Regions from separate parts of the Homo sapiens genome. Here region 1 is linked to region 2. A link is a loop called in an ENCODE intact Hi-C map of the cell type or tissue named here. Cell type or tissue: tibial artery. All regions are shown on one strand. Links, peaks and the distances in the headings refer to the core of each region. The heading gives the core; the rest is flanking DNA. Region 1 overlaps LOC105373948 (a long non-coding RNA gene). Region 2 overlaps ACKR3 (atypical chemokine receptor 3).

What was found. Hi-C counts contacts between places; a loop is a spot of excess contacts. Peaks named below come from ENCODE experiments on the same cell type or tissue, not always from the same donor. Only the 100,000 strongest peaks of a DNase experiment are listed, where the experiment ranks them.
Region 1: a loop joins it to region 2, with 5 times the contacts of the local background. A loop is called at or near these places in 19 of 110 quality-filtered maps.

What each region holds. Positions count from the first base shown.
Region 1 is chr2:236,730,905-236,733,806 of GRCh38, reverse strand. It overlaps LOC105373948 (a long non-coding RNA gene), which reads left to right. Exons shown (of 6, transcript XR_924022.2): 5 at 1,255-1,540; 6 at 1,989-2,284. Among named protein-coding and RNA genes, the nearest start is that of ACKR3, 160 kb to the right of the region's middle. In tibial artery, for the core only: a CTCF peak has its summit at 1,216 (motif pointing left); DNase peaks (open chromatin) are centred at 1,336, 1,616 and 2,006; H3K27ac peaks cover 2,500 bases.
Region 2 is chr2:236,576,326-236,579,227 of GRCh38, reverse strand. The region is part of intron 1 of ACKR3 (atypical chemokine receptor 3); the gene reads right to left. Among named protein-coding and RNA genes, the nearest start is that of ACKR3, 8.0 kb to the right of the region's middle. In tibial artery, for the core only: no CTCF peak of the experiment used is centred there; DNase peaks (open chromatin) are centred at 487, 1,027, 1,087 and 1,527; H3K4me3 peaks cover 963 bases; H3K27ac peaks cover 2,500 bases.

The DNA of each region.
Region 1 (2,902 bases), core at 120-2,619, 150 kb before region 2:
TCACCTCAGCTCCATTACAGAAAATCCAAATCCAAAGTGCCAGGTTTAGCTACAAACACGAGGCCTTAAGGACACTAGTAGACTGAAGGAGGTTCAAAGAGCATGTCCAGGAAAAGTTCAAAATCCACCATACATGAGAAGCCATGGAAAGAAAAGATGGTGAGAAGCAGAAGGGGAAAACCCAAGACTTCAGGAGAACGAGAGAACCATCTTCAAATACTTACAGGGCAGCCGTACAGAGCAGGGTGTGGACCAATTTCCTGTGCCTGCAGATTTAGGGTCAATGACAACAGGGGGCTGTATGGGGGGCTTCAAAATACATTCCAATTTGGAGGCTGTTGAAATAGAAGAGCCTCATATGGGAATTCATGTAGAGAGGGCCTCCACGCCCAAAAGCCTGGCATTGTCCTTGATTCAGGAAAGAATAAAACTTGGAGACTGGAATTGGGAAGGCTTCCTGCCTTACTCAGAGAAGGCTCTCGGCACTGCTGTCTCACAATGCTGGACTCACGCCTTCCATCCCTGGGGCTCAGGGCTGCAAATTCAGCTGAAATAATGAGGACACTTTCCCCCAATCTGAAAAGTGGCAGGGGAGGAGGGAGTAAGGAGCCCAGGGAGAAGATTTCCAAATACATGCAAATACATGCACACAGAAATACATAAATAATAAGTTGTATCTGCCTGAAAGTTACCACCTACCTCTTATTTGTTGGACATATTGGGATTCTGGGTAAGATGTTGGTTTGTTGCTTACATTTTTAAAAAACCATTGAGTCCTAGAGAAATGAACTAAATCTAACCATATGCAGCACAGTAGGATATTAAATACGTGAATGAGAAAAATACTAAAAAGTGAATGAATGGGTTAGGGAGTAAGAGAGTGAGGGAATCCCTTCCTCTGCAGGTTGCGATGGTCCCATCGTGCACCTGAAGATGGCAACTAAAGAGAAAAGGTGTCGTTTGAATCTCTGGGCCCACATAGAACCTGCCCAAAGCAACGTGGGGCTAAAGTGTTCCCTGCCATGAACTCTGGCTTAGACAGGTGGACTCCCAGGAAGGGAGGCCAGGTAACCACCAGGAAGTCACTAGCCACTTTGAGTCACTGGCTGCCACATAAGACATCCTTGGGTAGACTTCAGTGCATTTAAGGCTGGAAACTTACTCTCATGCATTATTTCTTGTAATGTCATTTACTTGTTCTCTTTAAACTTTTTTAACTCTCTGCCCCTTTCCCTCTTGTGGCATCTCTTCCAGGCAATGCAACAGAGCTTCTATTTCCTGGCAGATGGACCATGAGCCTGGGCCAGAGAATCTGGTGCTGAGCTGCTGCAGTCAGCTGAGCTGCTTACGTAACCTGAAGGCTCTCCTGGGAGGACCATGCTGTGAAAGGCAGCTCTGGTTTGCTTCCCCTCAGATAATGTTTATATGGCCTTTTGGTCAGAGAAGAAGCAAAGATAATCCCCCTGACCCTCAGGTTGAGGAGACACAGATCGGCCTTTGCTGAGGGTAGCACAGCAAATGAGGATGCATCTCCCAGCAGGTGACGTGCCCGGTCCTGTGACTCATGCCCTTTATCCCAGTAAGTGATCTGGCTCTGGTAAAGTGCCCTAGGGAGCCTTGCCTGGACAAGGAGCACCTCGTGATAGTCTGCCCTGTGCAACCCGCTGCTGTTTCTGACGAGGTTAAGCTGGATTCAAATGCTAGGTGACAGGACCTTGCCTTGCACGATGGTTTCTTACCCCACAATATTCATCTCAGGGGTGAGCAGGCTAGCAACATTCTTGGATGACATGGCCATTCTGGTGAGATGGTAAATGCCTGGGGCCTGGACTCTGAAGATCTTCACGAGGTCACTCCCGCATGACTGTCCTGAATAGGCAAAGCAGTCTGCCTGATGTAGCCACCCCACTTTCTAGGGTCAATGACCCATCTGCGGCTCCCAGCCTGGGAGTCCTAGATGCTTAGATTAGGTTCTTTTTCTCTCTTAGGGTCAAATGCAAACAAAAATGCTGTGAGACGCAGGACATCAGGGGCATCCCAGGGCCTGAATATTCTTACTCTGACCAGAGCCGGCTCCGGGCAGCTGTCAGCCATGCCTTAAAAATCAGAAGTCTGCACACTTTTTCCGTAAAGGGCCAGGTATTAAATCTTTCAGGTTCATGGGCCACATGTGGTCTCAGATGCAACTACCCAGCACTGCCATTGTGGCATGGAAGCAGCCATAGAGACTTTGTAAATGAATGGGCACGGTGGCATTCCAATAAAACTTCATTTACAAAAACAAGCCATGGGCTGGATTTGGACTATGAGTTATACTTTGCCAACACCTGGTTTAAATTAAATCTGAACTTCCCTCGGAGGTGGACATATTCCCCCTTCTAAGTTCTCTCTTTTTTTTTTTTTTTTTTTTGAGACAGAGGCTTGCTCTGTCACCCAGGATGGAGTGCAGTGGCAAAATCTCAGCTCACTGCAAATTCTGCCTCCCAAGTTCAAGAGATTCTCCTGCCTCTTGAGTAGCTGGGATTACAGGCACCCGCAACCATGCCTGGCTGATTTTTGTATTTTTACTAGAGACAGGGTTTCACCATGTTGGCCAGGCTGGTCTCAAACTCCTGACCTCAAGTGATCCGCCCGCCTCAGCCTCCCAAAGTGCTGGGATTACAGGCGTGAGCCACGGTGCCTGGCCTTGCCTTCCATTACTAACCACTTGCCTGAAATGCTATTGAAATACACCTCTTAGTGGGTGTTTGGATTTGTGGTGCACAGGGGCTGCCAGATCGAATACAGGACACCCAATTAAAATTGAATTTCAGAGAAACAGCCCAGTGGCTATTTTTAGTTTAAGTGTGTCCCTTATACTAAAACACTATTGGTTATGTATCTGAAATTCACATTTAACTGG
Region 2 (2,902 bases), core at 161-2,660:
ACATATGAGAATTTCCTGGAGGATCAAGGACAAGGGTCAGGGGATCAGGGTCCGGGTGGCTACGCTAGCGGTATGCAAAGCCACAGCTGGGAAGCCGCCCACTCCGAGATCAGACATTCCTGGGTTGGGATTCTGGCTCCTCTATTCATTAGCATTTACCTTGAGAGTTAATCTGTCTGCATCTACCTCCCCAGGACAGCAGCACCTATCTCACAGATACCCTAAGAAGAAAGAAGAAAGGGCCTAATTGAGAGCTTGGCCCTAGCCGATGCTCAATAAAACGTCACCCCCTTCTCCCTCCCTGGCCAGGAAGAAAGAACCCTGGGGATTCTCCCACCTAAGGGAGCGGTTTTTCCCTTCAGCAAAAAGCAGAACCTTGTTTAATTCTATTCCCCTGGAAACCTGGCTCTCACTGGCTGAGTAGTAAATGCCCCCGGGGGAGCTCGCACAGAGACTGGGTTGTTTGATGGGCTTCTCCTTTGGGACAACTTGAACAGAATCCCTGAAAAGTGAGAAATTTCGCGGCCTCGGCTCCACAGCCTCCACATTCACAGCAGAGGACCTGGCGTGAACCCCACTTAGCGGAGACTGTTGCGGGCTTCTGGGCACTTCCCTCTGCGGGATGTAAATGACTGTGGGGTCCCCTCCTCGTGACCTAACCTGACTCAGTGTCCTCCACGGCTGACAGAAAGGGCTGGGCCTCCCAAGACAGCCGCATCCCCTCCACACTCTGAAAGCCTTCCATGGAGGGAACCACGCTGGTCCTGCAGCGGGAGGCCTGGCCGTCCTCAGAGTCACCCACTAGGAGGAATCAAGCCCTGTGACCACGGACTTATGACAAGCCCTGATGCCCAAGCATGGGAGGCTGCCCATGGAGGTGAGCCAGGTCAAGGTCAGGACAGAAACTCAAAGCAGGAGGCTTGGCACACTTGTCCTAAGACGCAGCTCTAGAACTCCAAAAGGACGTAGGCCCAGCAGGGAGCTGAGGACACCCTGTCCTGCCAGACTGCCTCCAGGGTGGACGGGCAACCCCAGGCCGTGCCTTGAAGCTACTATCGCCATCTTTCCTTGGCCACCAAATGACCCAGAGCTGACGTTCCACTCTCCACCCCGTGATGCCAGGAGACAAGGATTTCACCTTTGCTCTCCCCACATGGCTCTACTGCAACAATCCTTGTTCCTTTCTCCCATTTCCTTAAAACGAAACACATTTGCATCATGGCTTGGTTTCCAAAACACTTTCCCCCATGATCTCATCTGACCCCAGAGTCCCGGGGAGCAGAGGAGCTTGAATGGAGGACCGCCCCACAGCTGGGCAGCAGCAGGGACAGCAGCTGGGTCCAGAGGGAGCTCGGCTGGCGCCTGGCTTGGGCTCCCTGCTCTGTCCCCACTGGCACAGCCACACAGCAGAAGCTGCCATAAATCCTGGGGTTTGGGCCATTCACAGGGGCTAGAAAGAAATGACCCTCAGTCTTTGTTCGCCCGAACTTGGATCCCGAATCCGCCCCACCTCTCTCCCCCACCATGGTGACATTCCTCTGGCTCAGGTCTTACTTGCCCTCCAGTGTAGAGACATGTCAGATGCCGGCTGGCCAGGCGCCTGGCCACTGCTCAGCATGGACAGGCCCCAGCAGGAGGCAGGGTCACTCAGTGAGAAGACGCCTGGTTCCCACATCTCGAGTGTGTCCTTCCTTCCAGTTCCTCCACTCTTAGCACAAAATAGACACTCACCCGCTTTGAGCTACCAGCAGCCTTCAGTATTCTCAGAGCCCAGAGTGGGACTGAGAGGTGGAAAAGGGCTCAGGGACCCCCATCCAGCCCTTGGCTTTCTACCTTTGCCTCTTTGGGTGACGAAAATTTGATTTAGGGACCATTGGTCCTCTGAGTCAAAAACAGTATTTCTGAGATAGGCACTTCCCCGCTCAGCCGTCCTCGCCTCTGTCCTTGCTTCTCCCCTCCCGGGTGGCACAGTGGGAAACTTCCAACAAGGGCATGGCTGTTGCTGCCCAAGGGCTGAATGAGAGAGCGGAGGCTGGAGCTCCTCACTGCCCCACCGATCACCGGCCACCTATCATCACTCACCGATCACCGATCCTCAATCATTAACCACCAGTCAGCCCAAGGAACAGCAGCCCACACTGGGGCTGGCCAGGAAACAAAGCCAGAGGCCCACACCCTGACCACCTGCTTTCCTCTCGGGGCCTGGACGGGCCTCTCCCTTCCCACCACCAAAGGTTCCAGGGGTCAGATAGGAAGGAAAGTACAGTGAAAAGGGAGATTAAGCAGACAGTGCAGTCATCAAGTCCTCTGCAAATTCAAATGGGAGCTAAAGAAAACAAAAAACAGAAAAACAAAAATGTCATACTATAGCTTACCCTTTTGTCATTTCGGTATTTTTCATGCATTAGGTTTCAGAAACAAGAGCTGTCTCCAGCAAACAGATTATTATTTGACAAAGACAATCCCCTTATTCAAAATAGGGAACTGCCGTGTAACATGGAAGGTGGCCTGCGACAAAGGCTCTGGCCGCCCCAGCCTGCGTGCAGGACGTTTAGGGTGGGCAGGGCCCACTTTCATTGACCACCATTCACTGATGGTTGTGCGTCCACTATTGGAGCAAAGAATCTTCCTAAATTACCTGCTTAGATCTTAATAAGTGACACTCTCAGAATCCCTGATAGGAACAAAAGCTTCATAGAGCAAACTATGAAATGTGTACCCAGGGCCCCTGGTTCTCAAAAGCCTGGTGACAAAGCTCCCTGCAAAATCTGAAAGTGGAGAGAGGGAGGGAGGCCTCTAATGAACCCCCAGCGGGCCCTGCACAGAAATCACAGGTCCCCTCAAGCAAAAGCAGGGGATTACCTCATCCCATACAGAAAGAGCTGACTGCATTCCGCACAGA